2 separate regions of the Homo sapiens genome follow, and region 2 is linked to region 1. The links are chromatin contacts, found by Hi-C or POLR2A ChIA-PET in ENCODE. All regions are on one chromosome and are shown on one strand. The core of a region is the stretch at or near the end of the contact, and the rest is flanking DNA. Distances in the headings are between cores, read along the strand shown.

Region 1 (4,480 bases), core at 1,486-3,985:
TGCATGCATCTCTATTTTCCTTTAAAGAGCAATTATGGTTTAATATGGTAAAATTATATCATTAAACCTACTCAACTGGAATAAATTCTCCTTCTGATATGCATTTAGAAAGGCAGTTCATATTCTACCCCTAGAATATATCTATTACATTTTTGTGTCTATCCGCCACTTCTCTTTTTACCATGATACTTGAGATAAGTTTCAGACAGTCTGGCAGGAGGTGAAAAAAACACAACAACCCTGAAACTCGATACTTATCTTACTCATCGAGACCTTTTTGATCTCTGTGAGTGAAAATTAATCCTTAACACCCTCCAACTTCCCAAAGCACAAATTTCTAACATCTTTTTACATTCTCTACAACAGCCATTACTTATTATTATTACTAGAATTTCCCCTTTGTTAAAAAAAAGCACTCTAATTTAAATTAATGAGTTAAGTTTACACTCAAATGCAGAACTGTCACATGCTTATTTTCCAGTTATGAATCTTTACCGCAAGCAGATTAGAAGTATCGCTTGTAATAGAGTTTTCCTCTAGTTCAACGTTAAGTATGTGGCATGGCGGTGTTTTGTTGTCTACCCCGTTACGGTCTCTTTTTTCCTCTTTTCGTATTCCCCAGGATACTGGCCCTGTGAAGCCAGTTGCCATGTCCCCATCTTTCAACTTCCTAGATTGTAAGATATTTGGAATACTGGAAAGACAAAGGGAAGGCATATGGGGGTCAAGAGTAGGCTCCAAGTCTGAAAATTATCGCCAATATTCCAGCTGCTTACCTTACTGGTTTAAGAGCACTGGCTTTAGCACCTACCACACCTGTGCAAATTCCTTCTTAGCCCCTTGTTACCATGTAACAAAGAGCCAGTTATTTAACTCATCTGAGTCTCAGCCTTCTCAACTGTGAAATGGGAATACTGCTACCTGGGAGCACAGACTTATTTGAGAGATTAATATAGCCAAGTTCTTGCAAGGTACACGTCATGAGTGGACATTCATGCTGTATTTTATTGATCTTCTTTTGCGAAGACCCGGACTCTCACCCATATAAGTTAAATTGGCAGCTTTCACTACGCGCGTCAGGATTTATATAATAGGAACACTGCCTAGTTCAATGTGGGAACAAAGTTGTATTGGGGGAGCACTTATGATTGTGGGGAAACAGGACAAAGAGATTCTGAATGCTGCTCATCTGCCTGCCTGCCCAAAGACCACTAAATGTGTCCCTTCCTTCTTTTTTATTAAGGAGTTTGTAAAAGTAACCACTTGGGAAGAAACACGAAGGAACATTTCAAGGGCAAGGGATATAGCCACCTCTGCACTAGATAGAAAGACACAGGTGTGAAGTCCAGTAGTTTGGCAAAATGAACTCCCTTTAGTCGAGAGGATGCATGTCTAAAACATTTTTTTTTTTTTTTTTGCACAAAGTTAATGAAATAATTATTTTTTGGTCATACCTTGCACGGAAAATCTGCCAATAGCATTTGACATTTAGACCCACTAGGCATCTTAAGTAGCCTGCTACTCACAAGACCTACCTTTTCCCACTGCCCTATTTTACAAACACTCTTAGCTCTGTCTCCTGCTCTCCTCTCCTCCAGGAAGCTGGAGAACAATCCACGAACAGTAGTGACTAAGATGGCCCCTAATGACCATATGCTTGTATTATGGCCTTCCCTTGAGTATGGGCAGGATCCATGAATGGGATGGAATACATTCCTTTGATTAAGTTATGCTGTGTGGCAAAAGAGATTTTGCAGGTATAAAGTCCCTAATCAGTTGACTCTGAGTTAATCAAAAGAGAGCTTTTCCTCTGTGGGCCTGGCCTAATTAGGTGAGCCCCTTCAAAGAGGGTCGGAGGCTGTTCCTGAAGACAGAGATTCTTTGGTTGGGTTTTGAAGAAGCAAAGGGCTGTGTTGTGGAGAGGGCCACACATAGGAAACAGTGGGTGGTCTCCATGAGCTTGCAGCCTCAGTGCTCTCCCTGCATGAATTGAATTCCACCAACAGTTAGTGAGTTTGGAAGGGGATCCCAAGCCTCAGGTGGGACCATAATCAGGCTGACCCCCTGAGTACAGATTTGTGAGACTCTGAGCAGAGAACTCAGGAAAACCAGGCCTGGCCTCCACAGAAACTGTGGAATGACAGATATGTGTTGTTTGAAGCTATTAAGTTTGTGGTAATTTATTACGCAGCAATGGAAAATGAATTCACACACCTGTGAAACCTTGCATAGTATATGAATGGGTTCCCCCAGAGGTGGGCTGAGCCCCACCTGAAACCGCTTTGTGGAGGAGGCCCCCAGCGTGTGGGGGACAGCTGTGGCTCTGACCCCCACACAGACCTGCTCCTGTGCCCTAGGTCTGTGACTTACTAGTTCTATGACCTTGAGGAAGTAACCTGACTCTCTGAGGCTCTGTTTCCTTATCTGAAAAATGGGTATAACACCAGTGCTTACCCCACAGAGCTGTGGCAGAGATTAAAAGAGACAACACTCAGAAGGCAGTGAACCCAGGGCCTGGCACACAACTCACAGTGATAGAAGTTAGCTTTGGTATTATTGAAATACACATTCCTGTTCACTGGCCTCAGTTTACCTATTTCCAACAACAAAAAGGGTGGAGTGGAAAGGTTCTGAGCTGCCTTCCCATTCTGACGCACTTACAGAGTCTTTGCTTAATAACTCGGCAAGTCCTTGACAAACTTTCCATCCCTTCCCCACCCATGTGTACGGCAGGCACTCCCAAGTCACCAGCTTCCAGAGCCCCACGCTGGTCCATCTAAAGCCAGAATGCTGAACTTTGTGACTGAGTGCTTGCAACTGTTGTCACTATTCAGATAAGCACATCCTGCTTTCTGTTTACCGACCAGTTAAAGGCACAGAGGGGTACCCGGCAATTGTGCGGCACTTGGTGAAGGCGCCTCCCACACACCTGTGTCTCCCAACCCACCCAGCTCCTGCAGCCCTCTCAGGAGCAGAGCTCAGGCTAGTGAATATACCAGCAGGAATACCCCAGTGAGATGGGGAGAAGTGGCTAAAAGTTACTAGAATGCTGTCGCTGCCAAGTTTTATTTTAGCCCTCATCAATCCAAACCTTTATTCCTGAATTAAGTATTCTCCAGGGACGTTTCCAGGTTTGCAGCTATTTCCTCCTAATGATTCTAGCCCAGCACCAAGCACATTTCAACTTTCTAAATGACTGGAAGGCTTTGAACGTTGACCACAGGCTGCCCCCACTGCCCCCCGCAATCATCTTGACCCCACCTAAGAATTAGTACCATGCTTGAGAAAAAAAAAAAAAAAAGCTATTAATACATCAATGCCTTCTAATCCTCTTGGTTAAACATGAAATGACAACTGAAGATACACATCATGGAATGGCCCTGTTGTATCTGCTGGGGTGTATGTAGGTGTGTCACATTAACCTAAAGAGGTGGATTCCAGCTTAACAAAATAAATCCACTCAAAGCTCCACTCTGATCAAAGGGAATTATTCTAAGAGACAATCATACCTGATGAGATAGCACCTCCACATCACAAGTCAGACAACCTAATGGAATAAATGACAGTAAATTGTAAATACTGTATACTTTCCTTTCTAAAGGTGTGTTTTCAGAGGTACGGCAATAAACATTAATGAATAACATTTATTGGGCCCCTACTATACACATATGACACGTAGCATACTAGGTCCATAGTGATTATGTACAATTGACACAAGGCCCTCAAACACAAAGCAAACATTTATTGTGGTCTAGATATTGTGTAATCTATTTGTTCTCATATAACTCTATGGAATTTTGTTTTTCCCCTTTGCATTCTTCTTCTTCTTCTTCTTCTTTTTTTTTGCAATTGACTAATAATAATTGAATGTATTTATGAAATATAATGTGATATTTTGAGAAAAATTAAATTAAGCTAGTTAATATATCCATCACCTCACCTACTTATCATTTTTTTGTGTGTGTGGGTGTGGTGAGAACATTTGAAATCTCCTCTTTCAGCAATTTTGAAATATATAATACATTATTATTAACTGCGGTCACCATGCTGCACAACAATTTACTAAAACTTCTTCCACCTCTATCCTGGAATTTCTTAAGACTGATTCAGACTGTAATGTGCCTGGGAATCAACGTATTCCTTAAGGAAAACTCTAAAACCATGACATATTTAAGCCTACTGTATGAATTAGAAAAAGCATTCTAAGAGGAAGTATCTCACATATACACTGTCAAATCACAAGAATAGATGTCCATGAAAGCCAGGATTCCTGTTAGTATTCATTCACTGTTGGTTCTTTGGTTCCGTCTTCTCCTCACTGGTGGACAATATTGGGCGGAGGCAAAGAACACGGCTCTAGAGCTGGACTGCCCGGGCTCAATGCTTCGCTGTGTGACCTTGGGCAAGTCACCTAACCTTGCGGTGCCTCAGTCACTGCAGCTATTAAATAGAGATAAAACTAGGTTTTTCCTTTTGGGAT
Region 2 (4,514 bases), core at 1,585-4,084, 250 kb after region 1:
ACCTGGGTACCTCATCTAAACTGGCCCAGGGGCACTCCTTATTTCATCATTCTGTTTTATTTCTCTGCACAGCACTTTCCTCTGATACTGTTCTTTGTTGTTTGTTTAGTATCTGTACCCTACTAGAATACCAGCAACACAACAGCAAGGTTCTTGGCAGTCTTGTTAACAGTTATATTCCCAGTACGTACAACACTGCCTGGCACACACAAAGTCTTCAATAAATAATTGCTAAATGAATGAATGAATCATATCCCACATCATATCGGTCTCCAATAATGTATTCTCCTCTTTATAATGTAGAGTCCTTTGATATGGTCAATGTTGCGCAAATTTCCTGTAATTAATGGGGGGGTTGGTTATGAATGACTTGGCTATATTAAAATATATTATAAATGCTCTGCAGAAAAAAAGACTGGTTTCTTTAATGATATATCGAATAAGAGGCATCTTTGCACCCACCAGGAAACAGAGATGGGTTACAAAAATGCAAAGTTTAGTTACACAATTCCTTTCCATATTAATTAATCATCTAACATAAAAGAGAAGGCTTAAAGAAGAGCAGCTAGAGCCTCATTCAGGAGGAGGGATAGGGCAGAGCTGAGTCAAGTCTTAGAGTTCAGTCTAACTTGAACTCTGCTACCGGACTACACAGAACCTTGAGTGCTGGAACAGTAGAGCATCAAAGCAGGGCAAGAATCCTGAAACTTTTGGAGCTGCCACAGAGAGCAGGAAGCTCAGTAAGTGTCAGGTGTAACCAGGAATGTGGTGCCCGATGATTGCAACCATACCTAGCAGAAATGCAGTGCTCAGCCCTAAGACGTGCACCTGGGACGTTAGTTTAATCAACTCAAGTCTAGGAAGCAGACACACTATTATCATCTCCATTTTGTAAATGAGGAAACTGGGCTTGGAAAGTTTAAGTAACTGACCCAGTTGCAGAGCCAGGATTTGACCCAGGAAGTCTGAGTCAAAGCCAAGCTCTTAACCCACAGGCTTGTCCCGTGGGAACAAGCTTCCTACCAAGCACTAAACAAAGACTCCTAAAGGAGCCATGGTCAGCTAAGATCAGGCCTAAAGCAACCTACCTTCAAGTAACACAAATTCCAGTTCAGACTGACTACATAATTTATGGGGCCCGTGGCATAATGAACACTTGGGACCCCTTGTTCAAAATTTTAAAAAATGTTTAAGAAGACAGCAACAGCAGAGCATTAAACCAAGTGTGGGTCCCTTCTAAGCGTCAGGTCTTGTGAGATTGGGCATGTCTCACACCCACGAATACAGCCCTGATTCTAAGTGTTTTATTTCTCCGAAACTTTACTCCCTGTACTTCAACTGTATTCATCTCCGTATAAGGTTCAATGTATGAGTCATAAGGAACATATATATGTGTGTATATATATATATATACACATATATATATGTGTATATATATATATGTGTGTATATATATATATGTGTATATATATACACATATATATGTGTATATATATATATATACATATATATGTGTATATATATATACACATATATATGTGTATATATATATACATATATATGTGTATATATATATATACATATATATATATGTGTATATATACACATTTAAATGGAACCAGCAGAGTCTAGGCAGGGTTGGAAGCACGTGTACCTTTCCCACTTTATATTTTAAATTGTCTAAGCCATCAAGTGGCAGTCCCTGGAATTGCATGAAGAGAGCTTAGGAGGCAAAAACCCATTCGGAAGGAACGAGATCTAACTGGATTCCAAAGTTCCAAACTTTAAGAAAGTTGCAAAAGAGCCATCTGAACTGCTCCACAGATTATGTGGATGAGCATTTATAATCTGGGAACGTTTTATCTGGATGGATTTTGCTAGTTTTTCCAAGTGATATCCTGAATGTAGGTATTGCTGCCTGCGGTTCTTTGGATTGTTCAACAAATACTTTCCAAATGTACATTATGTGCCAGGCAATGCGACGGGCCTTGGGGCCAGTTTTTGCCTCTGTGGAACTTACAGACTGAACACTGGGAAATAAATGTTAAACAAATGATTTTACAAATAGACATATAATTACAATGTATGGTCAAGTCTACAAGAGCTATCAAGTCTGCAGTACTATGGGAGAAAACAATAGGAGGACCCCATATTTTCAGCTGAGAGGACAAGGAAGGAAAACCCCACCAAAGCTCTCACTGATTTCACAGAGTTAATCTAGAAACCTTTGAAGTCTTCAACTTATACCATTTAGAATAATTTCTCCATCTACACTGGAAAAGGCAGGAAAGTTCCTATGTCTAGTATAATTCCAGGTCCCAAGCTGTACAGACAGACCTAATCCTACAGTTTAACTGTTCTCCGTATAACATTTTACAGGGATGCAAGGGAAGGAGGGAGAAGGTAGAGACAGGGAAAGAAGGAAGAAGCAGAGAGAGTGGGGAAAGAGAGAGAAGGGGAGAGGAAGGAAGGAAAACCAGAAAGATCACTACCTTCTGTCCACAGAATAGCTTTTAAGATACAACCATTTTCTTTTTTTATCCTCCTCCAAAAGCTTGAAAACACTCTTCGTACCACTCATAGCTTCTAACACTCCAATGTCTTAACATTATTTTAACAGAGCTTTGTGTGTGCAAATAATGCTAAAACCAGAAATTGTGCCTCTTTCCTTAGAAGCATCTATCTAATCTGATTGTATATATGTCAAGTCGATGTGTGCAATATGTATGTCAACAGTGCTTAAGTAATATCTTGTCTCCACTTGCTTCTGATTTCTTTGAATTCTCATATTAACCACTCTCATTTTTTTAAAACAGTGCTGGGATTTTCCCTCTTTGAAACTTGACAGAAACATAAGATATTTCAGTTCTTGCTATGAAGCACTAAGCACGCTGAAAACATCGCCAGCCCTTTAGTCTCATTAGCTTCCTTTAAACACCTACTTTGCTGGTATAAGCTAATGTGAACCCTTTTCACCCTGTTTAAATTCCAACATAAAATTTGTACACAACAATAAAACATGTGGCTCATTTGTCATGCTTCCAGAAGCAACTATGTCACTCACACCAAGAACCACGGGCTGGGGGTGCAGAGTGATTTTGCTCCCATTTCACATCACTCAATTGTGCCTTCTGTAGAAAAGCTTTTAACAACCACATCTGGCCTTTAATAAATCACTGCACTTTGTCTTCCTGCCAAAACTCCTCCTTTATCTAACTTACATCTTCATGATGAGATAGGAAATCATGCATTATGGTGGTGACAAACAATTGTAATTATGTCATTAGTAGCCATTTAGTCTACAAAGGTGCTCAAAAAGGAAATACAATGCAAAATAAGATATATAGGATAATACATTGATCACAGTTCTAATCCGCTTTTACTTCATGAGTGTAAAAAGCTGGCATAATTCTTGGGCACAGCAGGCAGTAATGGCACACCACTTTATGAACTATACAGCTATTTTATTCCCCTATCTACTTAAAAATAAAAAAGCATTTAATAGCTTGATTTAGACATAAAAGTTATTTGTGATGCCTCGCTGATTATAATATTTATTTTTCAACTGTTCGTAGAAGTGACTTTCTGTGTTAGGAAAGAAACTTGAATTATTTGGGTTTATGAAATTTAACAACCATACGTGTGTCTATGTGTGTACATACACATATGTGTATATGTGTAGATATACAGGTATGTACATAGGTTTAGGTGTATACATATGTATGTGTGTATATACACACAAAACACACTCAGACACATCTCTAAAGGAGTCAAACAACTTCACAGTATGATACATTCTCTAAAGCTCCCAAGTCATGAAGAAACAAAACTACAAACCAGAAATTTAAGAAAAGGTGACTACACTTAAGGAAAGTATAAAATACCCTTTATTCCACCATCTCCCACCATACATTTTAGAAACAAGAAATTCAAGCAAGTTTCAAAATAAGCAGCTATTTGGGTATACCTGAAGTTCTAAAATCCTATGCATTTCACTAAAGTCGATAAAAATCAACTCCCAGATTGCACACAGAACATAGTTCCAACATTCACCCAGACGGAAGCACTACTGACAACCAGGGCAGGGAAAGGGGGTTTGCAACCTTTGATAACCTACAACCTTCTGAGATGGAGCATGATGAAATTTCCTCTTACCACATCTCAACCTTTGAAAGGCATACACCTGAAATATGTAAGTAAAATGAATCCAAAAGCAGTGTGGTCAAACATTAGCAGGGGCAATTTTATGTATAACTACAGTCAGCCACTTCACTCTCTGCACCTCTTACAAACCTTCATTTTACTGGGAAATCTTTCCATGAAACTCTACAAATGGCTCTACGAATCATTTAAAAATTTCTCCAGTTGTTAATTTGAAAACGATGTAGCAAATGCCTAGTATGTTCCACATCAATCTGTGAATCCCAAGATAATTAAAATGTAAACCCAGAGACAAAAAATTGAAACTCAAAACACCAATGCCAAATCTAATTAATGCAGTGTTAATAATTATG

What was found. A loop is a pair of places that touch in the nucleus more often than their neighbours do. ChIA-PET counts read pairs that join two places held with the same protein, here RNA polymerase II (POLR2A). Pooled maps may share reads with other maps.
Region 2: a pooled map shows a loop between it and region 1 (3-fold over the local background). The contact joins two enhancer-like sites. A Hi-C loop is called at or near these places in 1 of 168 maps with a recorded cell type or tissue (heart left ventricle), 2 of 37 single-sample maps with no recorded cell type and 5 of 50 pooled maps. POLR2A ChIA-PET finds 5 or more read pairs at or near these places in 1 of 52 experiments (OCI-LY7).

Annotation. Positions count from the first base shown.
Region 1 is chr3:71,150,261-71,154,740 of GRCh38, forward strand. All of the region lies in intron 6 of FOXP1 (forkhead box P1), which reads right to left. Among named protein-coding and RNA genes, the nearest start is that of FOXP1-AS1, 140 kb to the right of the region's middle. Within about 2 kb of position 2,736, at least 3 of the 41 ENCODE cell types and tissues checked have a DNase peak (open chromatin) inside an H3K27ac peak, as active enhancers do.
Region 2 is chr3:71,395,522-71,400,035 of GRCh38, forward strand. The region is part of intron 3 of FOXP1 (forkhead box P1); the gene reads right to left. Among named protein-coding and RNA genes, the nearest start is that of FOXP1-AS1, 110 kb to the left of the region's middle. RefSeq lists an enhancer at 2,155-4,137. Within about 2 kb of position 2,835, at least 4 of the 41 ENCODE cell types and tissues checked have a DNase peak (open chromatin) inside an H3K27ac peak, as active enhancers do.